Linked DNA regions of Homo sapiens: region 1 is linked to region 2. A link is a loop called in an ENCODE intact Hi-C map of the cell type or tissue named here. Cell type or tissue: CD4-positive, alpha-beta T cell. All regions are shown on one strand. Each heading gives the region's core, and the rest is flanking DNA. Links, peaks and the distances in the headings are about the cores only. Region 1 overlaps INSIG1-DT (INSIG1 divergent transcript). Region 2 overlaps LOC105375587 (a long non-coding RNA gene).

Region 1 (9,496 bases), core at 157-8,156, 58 kb before region 2:
GTCGTAGGTAGAGATTGTCACTGCGTTCCCAATGTGTGTTTGCCCAGGTGCCTGTGGAGTCTGGCCCCATGAAGAAATGCAGCCTGGGGTAAAGACAGTGGGAGAGTTTGAGTTTACCCCCTTGAATACCCCCTTTGAAGACCGAGCCTCCATATCAGTAACCACATTCCAAGATTTTCAGGGGTTGAAATTTGCTTATCCTCAAGCAAAGCTGTTGTTGATTTTGTTTCCCTGCTAATCGTGGGCCGTGTGTTGAAGATAATGGGGTTCATTCTCTTCAGCCCCTGTCAGCCACTCTGAGTTCAGCATTTAGGGAAATCTGCTCATGATGGCACCGTTTAGTTCTTAATTGCCCCACAATACAGAAATCATCACAGATGTGGCCTTACTCTAGGGGAGTTGACTATTGTTGAGTTAAACACCTCGCCGTGCCTTCCCAGATCACTAAGTAACCCTCAGACTGGTGGCCTCTGTACTGAACAGGCTGGCGGAAGGGAGCACAGGACGGCTGTAGCTCTTTCGGATACGGAAGAATCATGCACTCATAAAGGCCTAAAGACTGGGAGGTGTCACGTAGTGAGCAATCTTGCCTTTAGTCTGTTCTTACTGTTCTTTTTATTATAACATTAATAACCATTTGTAAGAAATATTCTTAAGATAAAGTAGATTACCAAATATATATTTTTTCATATAAAAGCATCACATGCTCATTGTAAAACATCGTGGAAAAATATATTTTAAAGAAATAGTCTATAATCCTACCAACTAGAGATGACCATTGTTAACATTTTGAGGTATGTATTTCCAAATATTTTTTCTATCCATAAATGTGTTTAAAAAAACACAAATAGGATCAACTTCACATTAGTGGAACCAGTTATTAAGTGATCATGAACGTCTTTTAAAGGCAATCAATACAGACTACGCCATTTTTTAATAGCTTTAGTGAGGGCGAATTCATGCATTGTGCAATTCACCCATTTAAACGGTGAATTCAGTGTTTTTTTGTGTATTCACAGAGTTGTACAACTATCATCACAGTCCATTTTAGAACATTTTCATCACCCCAGAAAAGACCTTCATATGCTTTAGTTATTGCCTCCTTATCCCGACTTCCACCCCCAGCCCACGGCAACCACTGATCTACTTCCTGTCTCTATGGATTTCCTGTTCTGGACATTCGTATGAATGGAATCGTATAATATGTGATGTTTTGTGACTGGCTTTGTTGACATAATGTTTTCAAGGTTCATCCATGTCATAGCATATGTCAGCACTTCATCCCTTTTTATGGCTGAATAATGTTCCATTGTATGGAGAGGCCACATTTTGATTATCCGTTCACCAGCTAGTGGACGTTTGGGTTGTTCTCACTTTTCGGCTATTACGAATGATGTTGCTATAAATGTGCACAAGCTCATCCATGTGGGTGTAGCTCTTCATTTCTCTTGGGTGGAGTTACTAGGAGTGCACTTGCTGGGTCACATGGTAACTCTATGTTTAATCATTTGAGGAACTGCTGGACTTTTTCCAAAGCAGCTGCATGATTTTAAACCTCCATCAGCAGGGTATGAGGGTTCTGATTTCTCCACATCTTTGCCAACACTTGTTATTCCTTGAGTTTTTGATTCTAGCCATCTCAGTGGATGTGAAGTGGTATGTCATCGTTTTCAAAAGCAGAATAGTGTTTGTCTATGAAGGGAAGTGCCTTAGCTTACTTGCCATGAAAGCACAATCCCCCAAGAGTGAGGGAAAGAGGTGAGTGAAGCAGTGAAGGAGAAGCTATGGTGAGGGTCACCTCACTGAGCCGACCATGGCTGTTGCGTGACATGTGGTTGCTAGTCACACAGGGTACCTTCTGTACAGGCTGTGGAGACCCACCATGCCTTGCAAGAACAGTCCTTTGGGGGAAAAGAAAGAAAAGAAATGCATCTGGTAGCTCTCTATCTTCCGTCTCTTACTGGCCCCAGTTTACCCCTCCTTCATTAACTCTTTCAGTTTTCCTGATTCTAATACAGTCATACACTGCACGATGACATTTCCATCAGTGATAGGCTGCATATACGATGGTGGGCCCATGTAATGCCATATGTTTACTGCACCTCTTCTACGTTTAGATATGTGTAGATGCACACATCCTCGCCATTGGGTTCCACTTGCCCACAGTATGCAGTACAGTCACATGCTGCACAGGTGTACGAGGAATGCCCTCCAGCCTAGGTGTGTAGTGGGCTCTACTGTCTCAATTTATGTAAATGCACTCAATGGTGTCTGCATGAAAAATCTCCTAACAATGCATTTCTCAGAATACATGCTCGTTGTTACGCGACACATGACTATACTCAGCCCCACGCTGCGGCTGATGGGACAACCAGATTCCACAGCCAACAGTGGACTCATCCTCAGAGCCCCAAGTGGTAAGAAGACCCCAGAGCTGCTTCTGCAAGTCAAGTTGGTCAGACTGTCCATGCCTATATTGATCACTGGAAAGGGGAGTAGAACAGTTATGATTGGCAGAGAGATGACCCTCCAATGTGAAGAGCTGTTGGTGAATCCATCGCAGAGACCACTGCAGATGGTGACTCTGCATTGGAGTGGAGGGTGGGCCAAGGCAGACTGTGTAGGATGAGAAGTCAGTGTGCCTCGTACAGCCCTGAGGCTGGAGCAGAGGAAAGGGGCTGCCAGGGGCAGTGGCAGAAGGTCCAGTAAGATAGGAAGAAAGTGTGCGACCAAGAAATCCGGGGGGGGGATGTTCTGGAAAGGAGAAAGTGGCAGCCATGGCATGCAAGACAGAGACCAATCATGTCTGGGGGTCCTGTGATGTGGTCAGCAGGAAGCTCGGTGTGAGTGGCCTGAGTCACGGGGGAAGCTGCGCTTCCATGAGATAAGGAGACAAGGAAAATGAGGCTGCCAGTGAAGATCCCTCTGGAAGGGGTCTGGCTGTGAGAAGGAGGGGAGAGATGATGGAAGCTGGAGGAGAGAGTGATGGGGAAAGAGTTTAGTTTGTCTGTCTGTTTGTTTGTTTATTTTGAGACAGAGTCTTGCTCTGTCAGCCAGGCTGGAGTGCAGTGGCTCGATCTCAGCTCATGCAACCTCCACCTCCCTGGTTCAAGGGATTCTCCCTCCTTAGCCTCCCACTCAGGATTACAGGCACCTGCCACCACACCCGGTTAAGTTTTGTATTTTTGTAGAGACAGGGTTTCACCATGTTGGCCAGGCTGGTCTTGAACCCCTGACCTCAGGTGATCTGCCCGCCCAAAGTGTTGGGATTACAGGCATGAGCCACGGCGCCCAGCCTGTTTTGTTTTAAAAAATGAGAGACGTGAACAAATATAAACGCTGATGGACCCAGTAGAAAGATTGAAGAAGAAGGGCAGGGCGTGGTGTCTCACGCCTGTAATCCCAGCACTTTGGGAAGCTGAGGCAGGTGGATCACGAAGTCAGGAGTTCGAGACCAGCCTGACCAACATGGTGAAACCCCGTCTGTATTAAAAATACAAAAATTAGCCAGGCGTGGTGGCACATGCCTGTAATCCCAGCTACTCGGGAGGCTGAGGCAGGAGAATCGCTTGAACCCAGGAGGTGGAGGTTGCAGTGAGCCGAGATTGCTCCATTGCCCTCCAGCGTGGGTGACAAGAGTGAGACTCTGTCTCAAAAATAATAATAATAAAATAAAGAAAGACTGAAGAAGAGGGAGTGAGAGCAGGCAGTGGAGAGTGAGGTCCCTGAGGAGAAGATTAGAGGAGGAGATTGGTGTCTAGGACCAATCCTAGTGGGGATTCCTGGGCAGGCACACCCTCTACTGAGGAAGTAGGTGGGAGAGATGGGGGCGGTGTGGTGGGGTCGCCTTCCCCTCAGGAAGTTTCTGTCATTTCTGAAGAAGGAGGAGAGCTCCTGAGTTAAGAGGGAGACAGGAGCGATTGGAAACTGGGAGTGTAAACCCTTTGGTGTGGAGTGCCTGGTGGAGGTTTGTGATGGCGACTTCACAGGGCCCAATCTGCAGGGTGGCGTGGGAGTTCTTCTCTACGACACTCCAGGCTGGGTAGCAATGGCAGAGCATTCGAGGGGCCTCTAGAATTGGTTTTTTCCTGGTGGTGCCAAGGAGGGGCAATGGAGCAGTGGAGGGCAGGTTAGCGGCAGGCGGCTGGTGGCGTCATGGAACCTGGGTCAGGTGAAATGGAGGTGAAAGGAGTATGCCGGGAGGAAGAGGGCCCCACAGAGGGAAGGGTCAGTGTGTAGAGGCTTGCCCTATGTGAACACTGGGTATTGGCCCTACAAGGGTAGCAATATTCATTGATTAATGCAACCCAAGCTCCCACAGATTCATTACTGGATGGGTGATCTGAAGGCGAGAGCCTGGGCAGGAGGAGGCTGTGTGGGCACATGGCGTCAGGGGAGAGCCACTGCAGAGGGTGGCAGTCCCCACGATGAGCCTGGGATTGGGTGGCTGGAGTGGTGTGGAGTGAGTCACCAGGGCCAAGGAGGTCAGGGAACCCAGAGGCGAGGCCTTGGATGAGTCATGCTTGAGTGGGACGAAGTCCTCAGCACAATGACAGGTTTGGGATATGGAGACAGACTGTGTGTCAGGTGTCTGAGTCCCTGGGGAGTGAAGGCAGCAGATAGCAGTGGCAGAGGGGGTGCACTGGGTGGGATGGTGTGCCCCCAAATTCATGTCCTTCTGGGAACCTCAGAATGTGACCTTATTTGGAAATCGAGTCTTTGGAGATGTAATGAGTTAAGATGAGTTCCCACTGGAGTAGGGTGGGCCCAAATCCAACATGACTGTTTCCTCCTAAGAAGAGGAGGTGAGACCCAGAGACAGACATGCAGGAGAAGCCGTGTGAGGACGGAGGCGGACATGCGCCATGGTTTGCTGGGAGCCACCAGAGGCCGGAAGGAGTAAGGAAGGATTGTCCCGTAGGGCTCTCACAGGGAGCAGGGCCTGGAAACACCTTGCTTTCAGCCTTCTGTCCTCCGGGACTGGGAGGGATGTGGAGCATGGAGCAGGAAGGAGTGAGGGGCGGAGGGGCCAGGGGCTTGCCACCTGTGTGGTCATGTCAGGCCTTGGCCCCACGGTCGGTGGCTACCACCCAAAATATAGACACACCATATAATCTGTGTTACTCAATTTCACGGCACCTGAAAGATGAGTGTTCTCTCTATCTGGTGAAGAACGTGAAGAAATGGAGTCCTGAAGCAAGCAATGTGCTCAAAGCTGTGACAATGCTGAGGGGCAGAGCAGGGGTTCAGATCCAGCCTCCCTGAGTCCATAGCTGGGCTCCCCGCACCCCCATTGCTCTCACCCCTGGAGTTCCTGCTGTGCCCCAGGCACTGTGCTAGAGATACACAAGGGCTCTTGCTGCATGGTCCTGGAGCTGCTCACAAACTAATGGGGGAGAAGGACCTAGGAGGAGGCTCCCGGCACTGCTGTGACAAATGACCACAAACACGGTGGCCCTGCACAGCACGCATGTGTCATCTCAGAGCTCTGGGGGTTGGGTGCCTGAACTGGGTTTCGCTGCAGTAAGATCAAGGCGCTGGCAGGCTGGGTTCCTTCTGGAGACTCCAGGGGGTCTGTTCCCTCGCCCTTCCCAGCACCCAGAGGCTGCCTGCCTTCCCTGCTCATGGCCCTGTCGTGGTATCACTCTGGCCTCCTGCTCACTTCGAAGGGCCTGGAGTTAGGTGGGACTTGCCTGAATAACCCAGGTAGTATGAGCTGAGTGTCTGTGTCCTCCCAAATTCATACGTTGAAAGCCGCACCCCAAGGCAATGGTGCCAGGAGGTGGGGCCTTTGGGAGGTGCTGAGGTCATGAGGGTGGAGCCATTGTGAATGGGGTCGGGGCCCTGAAGAGAGAGCCCCAGAGAGCTCCCTGGCCCCTTCACCATGTGAGGATGCAGGAGAAGGCGCCATCTCTGAACTAGAAAGTGGCCCTCGCCAGACACTGTCTCCCAGTGCCCTGAGCTTGGACTTCCAGCCTCCGGCACTGTGAGAAATGAATATCTGCTGTTTATAAGCCCAGTCGCTGGTACTTTGTTAGAGCTCCCCGCATGGGCTTAGACACCAGCAGAATCTCCTCATCCCAGGATCTTTAATCGAGTTTGCAAAGTCCCCTCACCATGTAACATCACACATTCACGAATTCCAGGGATTAGACTGTGGACTTTTGGGAGCGGACTGATATTCTGCCTACCACAGACATGAAAACATCATTTCGATGCATTTTGGTGATTTTTATCATAGAAATTCATAGACAGGCGGTGCTATGGAAACACAGAAGAGGGACAATTAGAAAATGCCTCTCAGGAGATGTGACATTTGAGCTCAGTCTCGAAAGATGAATTTGTCACCCAGAGAAGGAGCAAAGCCATTCCAGCAGAGGAACAACTTGCGCAGAGGCGTGAGGCCCTCGGGGGATTCTGAGCACGTGGGAGACAGAGTGGAGAAGTCAGCTGGGCTGAAGCCTGGGGACAGGCTAAGCAGCTTAGCCTTTGTCCCGGGAGCTGGTGTGGCTAAGTCTTTTTTGATCATCTGTTTCAGTTGGCTGATGTTTACCTTGTTCTCCCCAATACATATATCAATGTATTTACTACATATATATATATATATAGCTGTCCTCATATCTTATATGCACTACATGATATATTATAAATAGATATTTAATTACAGAGCCTCTTGAATTTTAGCCGAACCAGCTAAAGACTGGGCACCAGCTAGACTGAACTTCTCAGCGGTTGGTGTGGCCATGAGCCTAAATTTGGGCCAGTGGGCAGTGGGCAGGTGGGTTGTTTGCAACTCCCAGTCACTCTCTGAAGATGAAGGCGCTTCCCTGGACTCCCTCTTGATCTCTGTTTTTTCCTCCAGCAGGGAGTGTGGGTGTGGCAGCAACCCAGCATCTACCATGCCGACCATGTGCCATGCCATGCACCGCGTGTCGTAACAGGACAACAGAGCAAGAGACCCAGCAGACAGGGGTCCCCAGCAACCTCATGAAGCGCCATCCACTCACCTCCAGACAGTCTGGGGAGAGAGACTGAAACTTCTGTCTAAGCCACTTCATCTTTGATCTCCTTGTTTTTGTGGTTCAGGTTGTATCTTAATAAATAAAACGTGTTTGAGTTCATGTTTACATCCAACCATTAAAAAAGTATATTTTGCCATGAGATAAACAATGAGACCCTGCACGAGATGAAATATTTCCATGGTCACTCGTCATCTCCTTACAGAGAATTACTAAGATTTTATTAAAACAGTGTAGATTATGAGAGTATGGTGACTCTAAAGTGAAGTTTACATTCAGATGACCCCCAGGCCCGCGTATGGAGCTCCGGTTCTGTAGCTGAAGATGGGACAGAGGTGCAGGGAGAGCTGCAGTCGCGTTCTCGGAGGCATGGCCCCGTGTTGATCGGACACGTCATGTTCAGTCAGTGCCATGCAGGTGTGCAGCGGACGGTCTGGCTGAGGCCGGGGGTGCCACGGTCCCCCCGTCTGCTGAGTAGTAGCAAAGCTGAATATTTTCCTGGAAACATTTTGTGCGCCCCTGGGGTGTGCTGCTGGGGACAATGGGAAGTCTTTGGAACTCAGGAGCAGCGCACGCTTGGTATTTGTGCTGGAAGATGACCAGCCACAGACTGGAGATCAGGATGGCCCGAGACCAGGGCCACTGCTGACCCTGGGCAGGGAGGACACAGTGTGGCAGAGGCCTGCATTGGTGGGATGGGAGGAGGCCTTGCTGGAGAGCTCAGAGGTGGAATATGGTGGTCTCATGTGGCTTCTCTTACCACAGACCCCAAGACAAAGGTGCCCACTGGTGGGAGGCTATGACCATTGTGCTGAGTCGCACGACCTGGAGCATCTCTGAGAGAGCAGAACTCACCGTCCCCACTGCATAGCTCTTCAGGCCCAGGGCTTTCGAGGAAGAAACAGGTGATCATCTTCCACCTGGCAGCTCCCAGGAGACGGGTGGGGTCAGTGGACCCTGTTCGCAGAACTAAAGGCGGGAAGACCGTGGCTTCCATTCACCTCCTCAGAAGTGAGCCAAGGGCCCTGGGCTGGCGACAAGGACTCTAAGGAGCTTGCGGGACCGTGCGGTGTTCGTGACGACAAGGACTCTAAGAAGCTTGCAGGACCGTGCGGTGTTCGTGACGACAAGGACTCTAAGAAGCTTGCAGGACTGTGCGGTGTTCGTGACGACAAGGACTCTAAGAAGCTTGCAGGACTGTGCGGTGTTCGTGACTTCCCCTTGCCTGTTGTTTTTAAAATCTTTTGTTAGTTTCTCTGTAGTTATTGGCAGAAAAATCTTTATTCGTGCCCCTGTTCAAGATTAGCAAGAAAGAGGAAATGTGGAAAAGCCACATCCTGTTTTGCAGCCAGGCTTGTGTGTGGTGGAGGGACAGGGGACAGGACCCTACGGGATGGGATGAAGAGGGATAAAGACGGCCTGGGATGGAGACGGTGGGAAGGCGCCTGTGATTCCTTAGAGCAGCACAGGCGGTGCAGAGGCTCCAGCTGGGGTCTGGAGGATGAGGCTGCCATCAAGCTCCACCATGGGCCCTGGGGAGGGGTAGGCAGGGCAGGGGGACAGCCAGAGGATGGGGAAGAGGAATGGGTGTACCATAGACCTACGGTGACATGGAACAGGCACTAGTAGGAAGGCAGCCGGGTGTTTGGGGGCCCGGGCCACAGCAGATTTCAACAATAACATGGACAAAACATGGAAAGAGCAAAGAAGACAGTGCAGGTGGCCCACAAGCACATGGAAAGGCACTTAGCTTCACCAGTCAGCAGGGAAATGCGAATCAAAACCACAGTGGGTCGTCACTTCACACCCTTTAGGATGGGTATTGTAAAAACAAAAACCAGAAAAGAACACGCACTGATGAGGGCGTAGAGAGATTGGAACCCTTGTGTGCTGTTGGTGAGAATGTGAAATGATGCAGCTGCTCCAGAAAACAGCACGGCGGTGTATTAGTCAGGGTTCTCCAGAGGGACAGAACTAATGGAATAGATACATATATATGAAGGGGAGTTTATTAAGTATTAACTCACACAATCACAGGGTCCCACAATAGGCCGTCTGCAGGCTGAGGAGCAAGGAGAGCCAGTCCCAGTTCCAAAACAGAAGAACTTGGAGTCTGATGTTCAAGAGCAGGAAGCATCCAGCACGGGAGAAAGATGTAGTCTGGGAGGCTAAGCCAGTGTCTGTTTTCACATTTTTCTGCCTGCTTTATATTCTAGCCGCCGTGGCAGCTGATTAGATGGAGCCCATCCGGATTGAGGGTGGATCTGCCTTTCCCAGCACACTGACTCAAATGTTCATCTCCTTTGGCAACACCCTCAGAGACACACCCAGGATCAATACTTTGTATCCCTCAATCCAATCCAGTTGACACTCAGTATCAACCATCACAGGGGGTTTCTGAAAAGAAATAAAAGAAAGAAAAGAACTACCATGTGAGCCAGCAAGTCTACTTCTGGGTGTTTGCACACAGAAACTGA
Region 2 (10,196 bases), core at 1,076-9,075:
GGGTGGAAAACCGCTTAAAGGCATTCTTAAGCCAAACAATAGCATGAGTGATCTGTGACTTAAGGACATGCTCCTGCTGCAGTTAACTAGCCCAACCTATTCCTTTAATTCGGTCCATCCCTTCGTTTCCCGTAAGGGATACTTTTAGTTAATTTAACATCTATAGAAACAATGCTGATGACTGGTTTGCTGTTAATAAACACGTGGGTAAATCTCTGTTCGGGCCTCTCAGCTCTGAAGGCTGTGAAACCCCTGATTTCCCACTTCCCACGTCTATATTTCTGTGAGTATGTCTTTAATTCCTCCAGCACCGCTGGGTTAGGGTCTCCCCGACCGAGCTAGTTTTGACACTTCTGTTTCTAAGTTTTGTGGGAACCACCGTCCTGAGCCTAGTTTCTGACATGTGAAGCTGAGGTCTCTGTGGATGGCACATATGAATGTGGAGCTGAGAGACTAGCATGGGCAGGAAGAACGGGGGCAGGGCCTGGGCCTGTTACTATTCATGGGGAGACACCCCTTGGCCCTGCCCTGGGCCCTTTCAGCCTTCACTTGTCTCCTGGACTCTTGGCCCCGCAAGTCACCCCAGACACCACCGAGGTGATCTGGTCTTGGGAGCCCTGGGGCACAGCACACAGTATGTGCCTCAGGCCCCAGGTGCTGGCTGCTTCTGCCCCGTGCTCACTGCTGCTGCGGATTTGGGATGCACCCAGCACTCTTCAGTGGTGCTACTGAAGAGTCCCAGGAGTGGGCCTTGGACTAAGGATGGTGAGGAGCTCTCCTCCCTTTGTCCTTTTGATGGGCCACCTTGGGCCTCAGTAGCTCATGGGGGCTCTCAGCCCTGTGAGAGGGCACAGCCAGCTGTGTTTGGAGCCCTCAGTGGCCGGTTGGGGACCCCGACTCTGCATACTTGCCTAATCAGCCTCCTGGCCTTCCCCACCCCTCCTTGGGACTCCCCAGTGGGCAGCAGAGAGAAGCTCGGGCTCAGGCTCTGCTTTCAGGGAATCAGTGAAGACAGAGCCAGGAGGAGAGCAGGTGGCAAAACAGGACAAGAAGCCAGAGAGACTCAGTCATAGAGGAGACCGCCCTCAGGGAGGGTGCCTGGCTGTGTCTCATGCCACCGAGAAGGCACATTAGAGAGGTGCCCAGCAGCACCCTGGCTCCCTTGGGGGGAAGATTTGCAGGGACAGGAAATCAGAGACGGGAGGAAGCCAGCCCTTGAGGGGAGTTTCTGGAGGATTGGCTGCCTGAGCTGGGAGGGAGTCACAGGGCCACATTTAGGGGGATGTGTTTCTAGGTTAGAATTTTTTCTTTTCTTTTCTTTTTAAGATTAAAGTCTTGGGAATCTTTCTCTGCTTATTAAAAATAATAAATTGAAAGGGATAGGCTAGAGTTAAAAGAGAATCAATGGACCAAGGGCCTGGAGGAAATGGGGCAGGACCCAGCTGGTAGGAGGGGGTGGCTACAAGCAGAAGAAGAGGGGGGCCCGGGCCACTGAGGGGCGAGGGGCACAGATAGGGTGGAGTGGAGGGGTGTGTGAGAGACAGAGACAGAGAGACAGAGAGACAGGCAGAGACAGAAACAGACACAGAGACAGAGAGACAGAGCAAGCAAGAGAGAAAGAGAGAGGGACAGAGACAGAGAGGGACAGAGAGAGATAGAGACAGAGAGACAGAGGTAGACATAGGGACAGAGAGAGGCGTAGGAAGGCTGAATGTGGGATTCACTCTGGCTTTCTCGTTAGCTCTGTGCACCAGGGGAAGCCCTGTTGCTCCAGCTGAAGTGGGCAGAGGCCTGGCAGCCTGGGGCAGGAGGGCAGAACAGCTCTCTGAGGATGGCAGCAGCACTGCTGGGCGCCGTGAGCCCTGGGCTGGAGCAGGGATGGCAGTGGCACCCTTGTGACTGAAGCTTTCTCTAGGAGTTCTGGGAACACCAGGGTAAGGCGGTGGCAGGCGGGCAGGTGCCGGAACAGACCTGTGTGGCATGGAGATGTGCACAGGGCAGGGTGCAGGAGAGCCCTCGGTGCTGGGCCGGGGACTCTGGGAAAGGCTGGAGAGGAAGTGAAGCTAGAGTGGGCTGAGGGGGTGCTAGGGGCCTCGGTGGGCCTAGAAGCACGGAGGTGAAGTTAGAGCTGATGGTTTCAGAGGTGGGGTCGTTTGAGGTGGTGAGTCTGGGTGTCACCACAGGAGCCACACTTGGGGGGATCCTCAGTGATGCTGGACCCGGAGGTGATAGGGTAGAGTCGCTTTGCCTCCTTCAGATGCTTACATGGCAGCCTGGCATTCTCCACGCACAGTGAAACACCGAGCACGTGCCCGCCAATGGTGAACAGGGAGCTTCATCTCAGCGCCCAGTGCATTTACTGTCCCTGCCGGGCCACCTAGCACAGCTGTTGAGAGAGACAGTGGGTACATTTGCAAAAGGCGTTGAATTTGTGAAGTGCCTTCATCTCCAGTGACTGAGCTTATATGACAGATGCCTCATACAATGGCTGATGCGTGGAATTATGGTGGAGAAAAGGAATTCTGGGAACCTGCCCCGGTGGATCTCTTCCCGTGACCACCCTGGTATCTCTTGCTCCCGCAGCGGCATCGTGATTTTCTGTTCTGTTCCCCAGCCTTGGCTGACAGAAGAGGGAACAGGCAAGGTGTGTCTGTCAGAATTAGTTATGACAGCAAGCAAAGGATAATTCCAACTAACAGCATTGTGTAAAGGATATAAGACTTCTCTGTCACAGCTAGGAGGCCTGGAAACATTACATCCTTGGCTGAAACGTGCCCCTGGGGCAGGGAACTGGGTTCCTCCTTAGCCCTCTGTTCCACTGTGCTTGGATTCCATTCCCAAGGTTGCTCATAGCCCAGGAGAGCTGCCAGGGTGCCAGCTCTTACATTCCTATTCTAGCCAACAGGGAGGAAGGAGGGCAAGAAAGATTATGCCCTTCTCTTTTGGAGCACTTCCAAGAAGGTGCCCAGGCCAAGTCTACTTCCATCCCATGTCCTGAACTTCGACGTGGCCACAATTCACTGCATGAGGAGCTGGGAAACAGAATCTTGATTCCAGATGGCCACAGAGAGAGCTCAAACTCGGTTTTTCCTTACTGAGGAGGACAGGCAGAATGGATATTGGACACGGTTGGCTGTGCCCCAAAGAGAAACTAAAGAGCGGCATCTTAGGATGATAAAAGGTGACTCAAATGTGCTGTTGCTTCTTATTCGTTTAGGAAACAGGGTAATAATAAAAAGGAGAGTGTGGGACTTTGACCCTTAAAAGAATCAGCCTATTGGAGCCAACTGATGCAGGGGAAAAGCATTTGCACTCATGGGGAAGAAGAACAGTAGCCTGATCTCTGGCCTTTGAGTTTTAATCCACAGCTGACAGTAAACCCTCTTCTGATGTTTATGACAGGCATGAGTGCAATCCCTGACCAGATCAGCCAACGCTGCTCCTCCAATGACACAGAGGAACGTCTTCCGAAAGCATGGCCGGCCCTCGCGTGACCTTCCATTGAAACTTGCCCACGTCAGCCTCAGGCTATGCTGTTGCCCCAGTTTAATCATTAATCACCTCACTTTTGCTCTCCAAAGTTTCCAGGTTTTGACAGTAGTCTGAACCACCTGTGTCAGAAGTGCCTAGAAGCTTGCTAAAATATGGATTTCTAGGTTTCATCTCAGAAATAGTCATCAAAACCCTTGGATGGCTGGGCGCGGTGGCTCACGCCTGTAATCCCAGCACTTGGGGAGGCCGAGGCGGGTGGATCACGAGGTCAGGAGATCGAGACCATCCTGGCTAACACGGTGAAACCCCGTCTCCACTAAAAAATCCAAAAAAAATAGCCGGGCTTGGTGGCGGGCGCCTGTAGTCCCAACTACTCGGGAGGCTGAGGCAGGAGAATGGTGTGAACCTGGGAGGTGGAGCTTGCAGTGAGCCGAGATCAGGCCACTGCACTCCAGCCTGGGCGACAGAGTGAGACTCTGTCAAAAAGCAAAACAAAACAAAACAAAACGCTGGACATAGGGTCTGGGATATTGCCTTTTAAAAAACATGCAATAAAACTTGAGAAGCAGTGTTCTCATGCTGTGTCTACACCACCGCAGGCCCTCCATGTATTTTACAGATAAGAAAAGCCAGGTCTGGGGATGAAGGGACAGAGCAGAGACTTGGACTGAAGTCTCCCGGCTGTCATCCTCGTGTGTTCCCCCAAGGCCACCTTGCTGGATGGTTGAGGCCCTGGCCCTGGTTCCTTGTGGTTCAGTGCCCTCCAGTGGAGCCCTGACTGATGCCCATGCCACAGCTGCCTCTTGGGATTGTTCTAAACATCAAATGGGGTAACAGCCGCAAAAGGGCTCTCGGTCAGAAGGCCATTCGGCTGAGAGTGTGTTTGCCTTCTGGGCGTTTTGGGGTGAGGCCGTGGTTTTGTATACTTACATTTTTGTTTAAGGATCTAATTTATGACCAAGACGTACCACACTAGGCATCTGGTGGGCACGTGGTCCTGCTGCCCACGTGCTGCCCACTGGCTGAAGCTGCGTGGTGCTGCTGCACTGGCTGAAGCTGCGTGTCTCTGCTGAGTGAGAAGTCGAGCGCATGGGAGGGTGGAGGCCTGTCCTGGGTCAGGCTGAACGGTGGCTGAGAGGACGTCGGGCTCAGAGACCCTGGCCCACCAGACCCTCGGCATTCCCAGCCTCCTTAATGTGCTGTGCATTCCCTCAAATTATCCACAATCCGGCACCACCCAGAGTCCACGCTGACGCAGCTGCGCGTCTCTGAGGGCCCAGGCAGAGCTGTCCTTTTGAAGCTTGTCTCTGGGCTGTGTCTGCACCAGAAACCGGCTCGCCTTGCCTGCCCCACCGTGTCCTTGACAACAGCTCCTATTTCCTTTGTTTAAGACAGAGCATAAATATTAGTGGGCGATTTAGTTACGAACCTAACAGGGATGTCTTGGAGACAGCTTTAGTGCAGAAGCCAATGAATTTGGATCTGTCTAGTGCAAAGTTCAAAGCTACTTAAAGAAAGCTTTTCGTTTGTTTGTTTTCCTTTCTCTCTTCATTTGGTGAAATGTCTGGGAAGTGTACGGCTGGCAGGCTGAAAAAGTCCTGGGAGAAAATAACTCGTGCTGGAGAGCAGCAAAGTCCTTCCCACTGGAACTTCCTAGACGAGTCCTTTGGGTTACACATCTGGAATTACTTTTACTAGACAAATCTCTTTTCACTGGACGTCTCTGATTTCAGAATGTGTGATAATTCAGACACCAGTTTGTTGATCTGAAGTTGCCTTCATCATATTCCATGATAGAGGATTTACCAAGCAAATGTCTGAATTATCGATGCTTTGAAGTCCTGTAAGGCCCATTTTGAACCGTAGGAACTGAAATGTTGGTTGATTAGAGGCACTGATGCTCTGGGTGTGGTGTGACAGAAGCGTGAGAGCCGTGTGCAGGGCCTGGGTTTGCAGCCTGGCTCTGCCCCTTGCAGGCTTTGCTCACGGGGTCCCTGTGAGCTGCTTACTCACCTGCCGGGGAAGTGAGCGAGTCCTTCAAAGGAGGCGTTGAAAGCCGACAACAAAGGCACCTTAATACACCTTTGAAGATACTGCCTCGGTCTCAACTCCACCACGAAGACTAAGACGTCTCTGTCTGCCCTGTGAAAGCGTTTAAGGACATGGCTAATTTCTGCCATCAATAAATTTACTGGTCTTATTCTATTGGGTCACTATAAAACTGGCAACAAGCAAACAGGTCTTCAGCAAAAAAGCACTTTGATGCTCATATTACCCCAAATCACTGTGATCATTAAGGATAGAAATCAAGAAGGAACAACAAAATGTGCAGGCCCTAAAACAGAAAGGACGGACGGAGCGAAGCCTCCTGCCTCCTTCCTCTTCCCAGCTTTGCAGCAGGTCCTCAAGTGGGCAAGGGCTGTGGGAGTTTTCTTTTGCTGCTATTATGGTAAATTACCACAAACTTAATGGCTTAAGACAACACAAATTTATTATCCGAGAGTTCTGTGGTTCAAAGGTCCACTACGGGTCTCACTGGGCTACGGCCAGGTGTCAGCACACTGCATCCTTCTGGGGACTCCAGGGGAGCCCCCGTTTTCTTGCCTTTTCCAGGTTGGAGGATGGCCACCTCACTGGGCTTGGGCCCTTCTGTCTTGCAGCTGCAGCAGCATCTCTCTGACTGTATCTGGCAGCGCAGCCCTTCCTCCGACTCCTCTCCCTTCCTCCTCACCAGAAGCACCTGGGATGACATTCACCCACTGGATGATCCAGGAGAATCTCTCGTCTCAAGGCCACCGATGAGCAACCATCATCCTCTGCCATGGAACCTGACACAGGCTCGCATTCCAGGGATCCAGACGTGGATGTCTCTGGGGCCATTGTTCCCTCGACCACAGGGAACAACTGCATGGGTTTCCACTGGTCAAGACAGAAATGTCGCATGACTTGGCCGAAGCAGCTGCAGTGGGCAGCCAGGGGTGGAGGCCTCTGTCCTCCACTTTGAGGCTCTGGTCAGGCGTTTAATTCCTTGCTCCGGAGATATTCCCAGTGAGTCGGCTCTCGTTAAATCTCAGAAAATTCGGTGCTGTGGAGTGGATGAGACTGGTGTATCATTGTTTAGGCCTCATCTGAGCCTATGGATTCTGTCTCAGTGATGGGGACCAGCCCAGGCCGCTGTTTCCACAAAAGAATGACTCTAACAGCAGAAAGGAGAGATGTGTGCAGAGTGAGACCTCTGGCCTGCCATGTGGGGGAACCCGCCCGGCTCCCGGCAGTGTCTCTTGGGTGGCCTCTGGGCCACCAGCGTCTGAATCCCGGAGGACTTGTTAAGGAAGGAACCTACTCCCAGTCTGGTCCCTCAGAATCAGAGTCCCTGGTAACAGGGGCCAGGGAAGCTGCACTTTTCCCCTGTGATTTTCACGTAAAATGAAGCTTTGGAATCGCCAGTACATGGGCATGGGCATGGGCATGGGCATGGACGGGCCAGCCGGATGGACGGCCGCTGCCGAGACGGAAACCTGGGAGGACTGGTCGGTCTGTCTCCTTCAGGTAGTGCTCAGGAGGCTCGAGCACACCTCGTTCCCCGTGGCACTCATGCCCACACTCATCCCTGAAACTTGAGCCAATGTAAGAAACAGCCGTGTGTGGTGATCCATGGGGTGCTGCAGGCAACAGATGCCAAATGCGGTTTTTGTGATGGGAGTCTGGGGCGGGATAACTGTGGGTGCTGCGGGCAACAGACCCCGAATGCGGTTTTTGTGATGGGAGTCTGGGGCGGAATAGCTGTTCTAGAGCCGTGAAGGGATCAAGCACATTCCCAAAGCCCCTGCTCGGCATAATGACCTTATTAAGTCCACGTTTTCTTTCTTTTCCTGGTAGATAGGATCTTTTCTAACCTTTTCCACCTAAGATTCATACATAATTCCCTTCCCCAGCATGATTTGTAACGGCTGCACGGTGGACCATCCCTTGGGAGGCCCATCATCATTCACCTCAACAGGCCCCTTTCCTGGGCCTTTAGGTAAATCTACATGTTCTTTTCGACTGAGGCTTTTTGGCAACCACACATGAAAGTGATGGTCTGGGCCGGGCGAGGTGGCTCACGCCTGTAATCCCAGCACTTTGGGAGGCCAAGGTGGGTGGATCACCTGAGGTCAGCAGTTCGAGACCAGCCTGGCCAACATGGCAAAACCCTGTCTCTACTAAAAATATGAAAATTAGCTGGGCATGGTGGCACATGCCTGTAATCCTAGCTACTCGGGAGGCTGAGGCAGGAGAATCACTTGAACCCAGGAGGCAGAGGTTGCAGTGAGCTAAGACTGTGCCACTGCACTCCAGCCTGGGCAACACAGCGAGACTCCGTCTCAAAAAAAAAGAAAGAAAGTGATGGTCTGCAGCTGATGCAGAGTTATGTAACATGCCACACCTTCCATTTTATCATTTTTAATACAGAATAAAATCCGTCCACAAGTTTCTATGAGACAACATTCAAGAGTGATGTGGTGTAGGTTGTGTTTCGTGAGGCACTGCCAAGATCACAAGAATGTGACTGTTTTTATGATGATCAATGACTCTGACCTCCACAAAGGATTCCTCTGTGAGTGAGGGATCAGATGGCAGCCTGTGGACAGCTGGCATTCCTCAGCGTATTGGTCAGACGACACTCCCTCCTCCGAGAATGGCAGGGTTCCCTCAGTGGAGGAGGCGAGCTGATTGGGTCAGCTGGGAGCTAAGTGAGGTCACAGGGAGGGGCCCCTACCCTGTATAATTGTATCTTTATAAGGAGTGAAAGAGACACCATCTACGGCTTCGCTCCTGGGGAGCCAGAAGCATGGAATCAGGTCCGCGTGGTGGAGGGTTTGGGGCAGGGGCGGGTAAATATGAGGAAAGGGCCAGACAGTGAATATTTTAGGGTTTGTGGCTGTGCAACTCTGCTGTTGTAGTGCAGAAGCAGCCGTGGGTGATACCTGGGCAAATGGGCCTGGCTGTGTTCCCATGAAAATGCATTTACTATAACAGATGCCAAGAGGATTAGGCCACCAACTTTGGCGTGTGCTCTTCGGGCCTGCCGTCTAACAGAATGAGGGTTCCAGCGGTGTTCGCATCATCAGACGTCTAGTGTTCTGCACATAAAACAAGCTCTTGAGGTCAGGAGACAACATGCAATCTAGCAGGCAGGTAGCTCGTGAAGCGTCTCATCTCCCAGCATAACAAGTGCTTCTCCATCCATATGTACAGAATTCCACTCTCCAGGTGGGAACGTTGTGATGGAATACGCTCTGAGAGATAGAGGAGGCGACTTCTGCCAGGAGTGATCAGGAGGACTTCTTGGAGGAGGCAGCACTTGAGCTGGTCTTGAAAGATGATGAGATTTTAATGGGAAAAGAGATGATCGAGAAGAACCTTCTAGCAGGAGGGAGCTGCCCTAGCAAAGACAGGAAGGCTGGAAAATGCGAGAAGTGGGACAGGAAGATCAACACAGGACCTCTCCCTTCTGAGCCAAACTGACACCTACCTCTTGCCATGACAGGCCGCTCTTCTGGAGATTATAAACTATTTATTTTTAACAGAGAAACTGCCTTAGTTGGAGTTCTGGCTCTGCCACTTACTTAGGTAAGAAAGAACTTCTTGGGCCTCAGGCCCTCACCTGTAAAAGGGGCTGAATAATAGGATTGTGCCTCTCTCCAATGGGCTGTTAGAGGTTGGACTGCATGCCCCCAATACTCTTATGCTGAGGCCTAACCCGGTGTGACTGCACATGGAGACAGGGTGTGTAGGGAGGGGATGAAGCTTAAGTGAGGCCACAGGGGAGGCCCAACCCTGTAGAGTCGTGTCTTTATAAGGAGTGAAAGAGACACCATTGCTTGCTTCTCTCCTGTGGGCAGAGGAAAGGCCAGGTGAGGACACAGGCAGGAGGTGCCCCCGCAGCCTCAGGCAGAGCCCTCACCACGCCAGCCCTGCTGACGCCTTGATCTTGGACTCCCAGGCGTCTGCTGCATAAGCCACCCCGTCCGACGTACTTTCCCATGGCAGCTTGAGCAGAATGAGACTGGGGCTTTGGAAGAAGGAACTTCACATGTGAGGAGCTTGGAGAGTGGGACGTGCCATGTGTGCACATGTGCTGCTGGTGGTTGGTGTTATTGTTATTATCAGGAGTGGCGTATTCCCAGCCTCTGGAAGCTCACCTCGTGGTTTTCTTTCTTCTTCCACTTTTCGTTTTTTAGATCATGTCTGCCCTTAGCCTGACATCCCCGCCATGTAGGGCTCCAGGACTGCTGTGGCCTCAGCCCTTCCGGGCTCCAGGAGGCCCTGATTCATTGCTCTCCCCTCCCCCCTTGGCTGGCCTAGGTGCCTTGTCCTCTTTCTTGGGACGGTGCTCACTGACGGGCCCCATGGGAGGAGGGAGACACGGCCAGCTGCCATGCGGGAACAGCTGCCACAGCATCGCCTCCTCCAGACATTGCTCACCACCCCTGGCTTTCCTGAGCTTCTCACCAGCCCTGGTGGAAGTGAGCAAACATGATTACTTATTCTTGTCTTCCCCATCAGGAGGCCAGGGTGGGGGAAAGGCAGTGTGCCACTGAGTTGTTGGTCCTCTAACTTAGTGCTGGTCGCCCGCATGTGCTCTAGGGCCTCGGGGCACGGTGCTGGGACAGCTCAGCTGGCAGACCTAGGACAGGGCTGGAAGGTGGGGGGCAGGGCTG

What was found. Peaks named below come from ENCODE experiments on the same cell type or tissue, not always from the same donor. Only the 100,000 strongest peaks of a DNase experiment are listed, where the experiment ranks them.
Region 1: a loop joins it to region 2, with 2.5 times the contacts of the local background. A loop is called at or near these places in 13 of 110 quality-filtered maps.

The regions. Positions count from the first base shown.
Region 1 is chr7:155,286,234-155,295,729 of GRCh38, reverse strand. It overlaps INSIG1-DT (INSIG1 divergent transcript), which reads left to right. Exons shown (of 2, transcript NR_183448.1): 2 at 6,866-7,134. Among named protein-coding and RNA genes, the nearest start is that of INSIG1, 6.9 kb to the left of the region's middle. RefSeq lists a cis regulatory region at 4,176-4,775. In CD4-positive, alpha-beta T cell, for the core only: no CTCF peak of the experiment used is centred there; DNase peaks (open chromatin) are centred at 1,519 and 4,469.
Region 2 is chr7:155,228,349-155,238,544 of GRCh38, reverse strand. LOC105375587 (a long non-coding RNA gene) reads left to right here. Exons shown (of 5, transcript XR_001745437.2): 5 at 1-276. Among named protein-coding and RNA genes, the nearest start is that of INSIG1, 64 kb to the left of the region's middle. RefSeq lists an enhancer at 8,989-9,902. In CD4-positive, alpha-beta T cell, for the core only: no CTCF peak of the experiment used is centred there; a DNase peak (open chromatin) is centred at 4,234.